2 separate regions of the Homo sapiens genome follow, and region 1 is linked to region 2. The links are chromatin contacts, found by Hi-C or POLR2A ChIA-PET in ENCODE. All regions are on one chromosome and are shown on one strand. Each heading gives the region's core, a stretch centred on a gene start or an enhancer-like site at or near the end of the contact. The rest is flanking DNA. Distances are from core to core; before and after follow the strand shown. Region 1 holds the start of SGPP1 (sphingosine-1-phosphate phosphatase 1). Region 2 overlaps PPP2R5E (protein phosphatase 2 regulatory subunit B'epsilon).

Region 1 (3,059 bases), core at 289-2,788, 220 kb after region 2:
AGAGCCCTATCTTTAAGAATAACTTTTAAACCATGCATTTTTAGAGTTAATGAGGCAATAACACTATAGTATTACAGTTGTAGCTCAACAACTGTTAGATACTACAGATTAGTGATCCAGAAGATAATCAAACTTTATCAGCAAAGTAGCAACCACACCCCTTAAAAACAGAACTCACCCTGTGCTCCATTAACTTCCATAAAGGGAACTTCGATGAAAATCGATTACTTCATTGCTTGGAACTAGCATGTTTGTTTTGGAATTACACTAACGTTTTGTAAACACTGTCTCACGGTAAAGCTAATGACTTTACCTCTTTCTGAAACAGTTTTAGGGAAGAAGGCACCATATATTACGGTGAAACTGGGTCTTAGTTTACATAGCGATTATTTAAAAAATTCACTTCCACTGTGCATTACAAGAATTAAAGCCGTTTAAAAAACTCAACCAAAGCCCAATGACAATGTATTACTCTAGGAAAAGTGTGTCCTTTGGGTTCTAAGGCATTAAATTGGAATTTAATATTAAAATAGAATTCAACGGCTAAGTATCCAGTTTCCCCCAATCACTTAATTTTTCAAAACCCAGAAAGGGCCTGTTTGCGAGTATTGTGAAAACCTGTGGAAAGAGAGGCTTTGGAGGGGAACGGTCGAATTAAAATAAATGCAGAGAGCAAAGAGAACTCCGAGTTCTTTGAACTCCCCCAGGCTGAACAGGACGAGAAGGAACCCTACCTGCCAGCGGCCATAGGTGAGGAGGACCATAGAAATGGGGATGGCGGTGCCGGACATGGCATGGGTGGAGGGCATGCTGTACTCAGAGTTGTAGAAGACCTCCAACTTGACCACGGGCGGCGAGGCGGGCCTCGGCCAGCGGATGATGTCCTTGGTGCACTGGCCCAGGTACATGACCAGCACCCAGATGACCACGAGCCTCCGGCCCACCAGAGGGTCCAGGTTCCAGATCCAGAAGGGGAAGAACAGGATGTAGAAGAGTTCGTTGCCCAGCTCCGTGCCGAAGCAGAACAGGCAGTAGAGCGGCCAGTTGCTCACGCGGGCCAGCTGGCCCTCCTCGCCCGTCAGCGAGTTGCGGCGCAGAGCGCCCGCGCGCCGCGGCGAGGCCGGGCCCAGCTCGGCCGCCAGCCCGTTCCGCACGCCGTTGGGGGCGCCGCCGCCGTCCGGCTTGGCCGGGCACTGATTGCGGTCGCTCCCGGGAGGCTGGGGGCCTCCAGGCGCCCCTGGCTGCCGCCCTCGCAGTCGAGGGTCTCCGGCGAGAGGCGCCTCCGCTTTCTCATCCTCCCTCCGGTCTGCTGAGCGGCGCGGCGGCGCTTCCACCCCGCACAGCCGCTGGAAACGGGCCACTTTCTGCGGGTCCTGCAGACGGCCAACCAGCTGGGCCAGGCGCTGCCTCAGCGACATGATAACGGAACCCCCGGGAAGGCGGGCCGGCCTCCGGCGCAGCCCCGAACTGTCCCCGCGCTCCTGGCCAGCGGCAGCGGAACCGGCACAGCGCTCTACCCTCCGGAGTCTGCCGGGTGACGGCGCCACAGGCCGCGCGCCCCCGCCCCGCGCGCGCCGCGCCCCGCCCCGCCCAGCCCCGCCCCCACCCGGGCTCCCTGAGGGGCCGGGCCGCGCGGGTCCGCCCTGAGCGCATCCGGCCGTGGCTTGGCGCTGAGGATCGGCGGGCGGCCGCTTTGAGGTCCCGGGTAATATCCACCAGCAGGCGTCGCGGCGTACGTCTGGTGGGACGCGGCGTGTCCCCCTGCTCCACCTTCAGCCCTTCTTCTCCGCGGGCTAGTGTCGCCGGATTCCCTCAGCCAGAAGTTGACTTAAAGAGGCCACGATCCCGGTGCCAGCTTGCGCAATGCCTGTGACCAAGCAGCCGGGCATCCTGCTGGCACAGAACCAAATGGTGAATGATCAATGAAGGCGAAGCAACTACCATGAGTTCGGAATCATTCGACTCAAGTAATTAACAAGTAATTACAGAGCTGTCCCAGGCGACTGATGTTCGGAAAACCATGTGCCAATTGACCAGTGGTGACAAGACTACATGTAGATCCCAAGACAGGGCCAGGTGATATTAACAGGTGTGGTCTGCAAAAGAAAAGCCAGCCACCTACAAATTCAAAATACTGTGTCATTTATCAAATATTTTGGTATATGTTAAGGGAGCACAGGTGTTCTTAAGTGTAAAATTTCCTTTTCCTAGATTCTAATACCTAGAGGGCTTGCACAGAATAAATGTAGAGAATGAATGCAGTGTATAGATTTTTGAGTTTGGTAACGTTAATTTAGACGCTTAACTTCCGTGTCTCACAAGTTACCAACTTGACTTCTAGCTAGAGCAGTTTATAAGGTCTCTGAACTCCTCAGGTCAGGTGAATGTCTTTTATATATACCTAGAGAGAGAGAGATGAGACAGGGTCTCGCTATATTGCCCAGGCTGGTCTCCAACTCCTGGGCTGAAGTGATTCTCCTGCCTTGGCCTCTCAAAGTGCTGTGTTTACAGGCGTGAGCCACCACACCCGCCATGATCAGGTGAATGTCTGTAATTAAAGAATGTGAACTACTTCCAAGAAACAGGCTTGAAATTGTCCCATGCCCTTAAAACAGTAGAAATACTTTCCTTCAGGCGTGGTAGTTCATGCCTATAATCTCAGCACTTTGGGAGGTCGAGGAGGGAGGATGGCTTGAGTCCAGGAGTTTGACAACAGCCTGGGCAACATAGGGAGATCCCACCTCTACAAAAAATGAACAAAATTAGCCGGGCAGGGCTGGGCACAGTGGCTCACGCCTGTAACCCCAACACTTTGGGAGGCCAAGGCGGGCGGATCACCTGAGGTCGGGAGTTCAAGACCGGCCTGACCCACATGGAGAAACCCCGTCTCCACTAAAAATACAAAATTAGCCGGGCGGGGTGGTGCATGCCTGTAATCCCAGCTACTCGGAGGCTGAGGCAGGAGAATTGCTTGAACCAGGGAGGCAGAGGTTGCGGTGAGCCGAGATCGCGCCATTGCACTCCAGCCTGGGCAACAAGAGTGAAACTCTGTCTCAAAA
Region 2 (3,118 bases), core at 124-2,623:
ATATAAAAGGCAAAATTTCAATTCTAAAGTAAACTGACATAGAATGGGTATGGTGTTGATGAGCTGATTAGAAAAGGAAAGAGCACAAGTCATAAATCACCGTGTAGCTCATTAAAATGTAGTATGATAGAGAGCTGAGTTCTCTGTGCAAAAAATTACCAAGATAAGAATCTCAGCTGGGTGTGATGGCTCACGTCTGTAATCCCAGCACTTTGGGAGGCCGAGGTGAGTGGATCACATGAGGTTAGGAGTTTGAGACCAGCCTGGCCAACATGGTGAAACCCCATCTCTACTAAGATACAAAAAATTAGCCGGGCGTGGTGGTGCACCCCTGTAATCCCAGCTAGTCAGGAGGCTGAGGCAGAAGAATCACCTGAACCTGGAAGGCAGAGGTTGCAGTGAGCTGAGATTGTGCCACTGCACTCCAGCCTGGACGACAGAGCGAGACTCTGCGGTAAAAAAAAAAAAAAAAAAAAAAAAAAGAATCTCAGAACACTGAAAATAAAAGATTTCACACCAATACAATGTATCTTTTCAATGTCCCACACACCATTTTTGAAAATTACTAAGTACTTTACCCTCTTGCCAAACATCAAAAATAATATGCTCTTTCAAGATCATCTAGATAGAGGAACAGTTACGCTCTTTCCTTATAGAAAAGAAACCAAGCTGCACTTCTCTTCCTTAGCAGATACAGATAGATGGGTAGAGATAGATGATGGGTGGATGGAAGGATAGAAGGACAAACATACATACCACAAATAATACTTAAGAGTAAAAGCATTTATGCTGTATTGAAAGTCTCTGGTAGACTCTGTAAGTGATCATACAAAGGCTTAATGTGATGATCACCAATGTTTATAGATATCATTTTTCTTCTCAGTAGTTGTTACTTTCTATTAATTGGAAAGGCAGATTTGAGACACATAACTACCCTTCTGTTTTTAATTAATTTTTTTAATGTTAAGATAGAAAGTGAAAACTTCCACTCCTATTCCCCAAAGATGACCAGTGTTAAGTTTCCTCGTATCTCCTTCTAGGCCATTTCTCTTTTCCAAATTACTTGTTGTTACTTATAATAACTAATGTAATATAAAAAATAAAAAATTTTTTAAAACAAAGTTAATTGTCACATACTGTAATTTTGAAAACTAAAACATATCTTCCAAGCTACCTCTATAAATTAAGTAGAATCCTCCCTACCTATAAATGTTCTGTCACAAGCTTTCCAAACTCTGTAAAAACCTAACATTAGTATTATATATTGAGTTTTAAACAACTAGTATGAAGATGGCTTGATTTCTGAAACATCTCATCACCTATCACCAAAGAGAACCAACAGCAGCAGTGGAAAACCCCATTCTCCACCCCCCTACCCCCCACCAAGAAAACAACAACAACAACAACCAAAAAACCCCAGCTATTTAATGGCTGGGGGGGAAAAATTACCTTTTTTGGAACTGAAATAGAAACTGTTTGGATGGTTAAATGAAACCACTCACTAGAGTTTATAGGCCTAGTTTATACTTGACATGTGGAAATGAGTCTTCAGGAAGAAAGAAAATTCCTGAAGATGGATACTGATTATCTCTGTTTCTGAAGATACACTCACCAAAGAAAGGCCCCTCAGGATCATGCACTGGTGTATTCAAAATACACACTGCATCGCCCTCAAGTAAAAAGGACAAGGATAGACTAAGTCTTATCAAATTATGCCCAGCAAAATGAAGAACTTGGAAAATGAGGTTCCGGTAAAAGAAAATCTCCCCTCAAATACTGTACAATCTTTCAAAAATATGAACCACTCACTAAGTGTGCTTCTCATGTTACATAAAACTTTGGAAAACCACATCAAATCCTGTTACCTCTTAATTATACACACTAATGAAGGGATAAAAACATGGAGAACCTAAAATTCACTTCCTGCATATTAAAAACAAATGAACAGATTGTAGAGCTTGGGAGGCAGGGGATAGAGGTGGGGAGGGGTTCCTGCAACAACAAACAGAAATTTTCCTTTCTAATTGTTTACTTAAAGTTAGAATTAAAATAAGCTTTTTATATTTCCTGAACACACATCAAACAAAAATAAAGAGAGCCTGGGTGTCCATCTGAGTGGAAGGGAAACTACACAGAAGACCAGAGGAGAAACTTATATAGCGCTCATCTTTCATTAATTGTGATGAGCCAGAACTGGGGCCTCTGAGCTGATATGAATCCCTATAAGGCAAGAGGGGCCAGGGTAAGAGAAAGGACTAGAATATCACACTCTCTCCCGCAGCTCACTCTTCCACTTGCACATCCCCCAGACACAAAGGTACTATGCTCTTTAGGTCCTGGGCTCCAGCCCAATGTTTTCTACGGCATATTTCAAGGAGAGCTGCAAAGTGTCAGGTTAATGCCAGCAGCAATTCTTGTGAACCAGCAAATGTCTGTCCAGTCTAAGCCCCAGATATGACAGGAAACTGAGTTTGTTTTATTGTCAAGACTGCACCAAAAGTCACTTAATGTTTGTATACTATTTCCGCTCTCCAAATCTAATCAAATAAATACTACCCAATAAATTTAGACCCCACTAAATCTTTATATCTGAATATCATATTTATTCATTCAATAAACACTTATTCCACACCTCCTACATGCCAGACACTGCCAGCTCTCAGTCACAACTGAAAAGATTGATAATAAAACCAGAAAAGGAACCTTATGCCCAGAGTCTTTCAAAGCATTTGGCCACCTTTGATACTCATGGGTCTTTCACAGACTATGCTCTGTCCAAAGCAACACCTTTCCTGCTAACCAGAGCAAGCCATAATCATAAATCTCTACCTTTAAAACTATGTTTATTATACTACATTACACAAAAACTCTCTTCATTAAAAAAAAAAGAGAGAGAGAGACTCTCTAGAAGAATATTTAAGATGCAAACCAGAAAAGAAAAAGTAATGAGTAAGAAGCGATACTATAGTAAGAATCAGCACTGTTTTAAATACACAAAGAATTCCTTTCCTGCCTGAAAGGAGGGTTTCCCTCAGCAGGTACTCTAAGCAGCGAAGATGAGAGGGGGCACTATCCTAGACAGCAAGAATACAATCGTAAATGGACATGGAATATTGAC

The links. A loop is a pair of places that touch in the nucleus more often than their neighbours do. ChIA-PET counts read pairs that join two places held with the same protein, here RNA polymerase II (POLR2A). Pooled maps may share reads with other maps.
Region 1: a loop to region 2 is called in a pooled map, with 4 times the contacts of the local background. The contact joins the promoter of SGPP1 here to the enhancer-like site in region 2. A Hi-C loop is called at or near these places in 2 of 50 pooled maps. POLR2A ChIA-PET finds 5 or more read pairs at or near these places in 2 of 52 experiments (GM12878 and activated T-cell).

What each region holds. Positions count from the first base shown.
Region 1 is chr14:63,726,527-63,729,585 of GRCh38, forward strand. SGPP1 (sphingosine-1-phosphate phosphatase 1) reads right to left here and starts at 1,539. Exons shown (of 3, transcript NM_030791.4): 1 at 735-1,539. The coding sequence starts at 1,418. RefSeq lists enhancers at 685-1,186, 831-880, 1,841-2,030 and silencers at 1,141-1,240, 1,531-1,630.
Region 2 is chr14:63,511,623-63,514,740 of GRCh38, forward strand. All of the region lies in intron 2 of PPP2R5E (protein phosphatase 2 regulatory subunit B'epsilon), which reads right to left. Among named protein-coding and RNA genes, the nearest start is that of PPP2R5E, 30 kb to the right of the region's middle. RefSeq lists an enhancer at 1,267-1,556. Within about 2 kb of position 1,374, at least 2 of the 41 ENCODE cell types and tissues checked have a DNase peak (open chromatin) inside an H3K27ac peak, as active enhancers do; they include GM12878, where a contact is called at or near this core.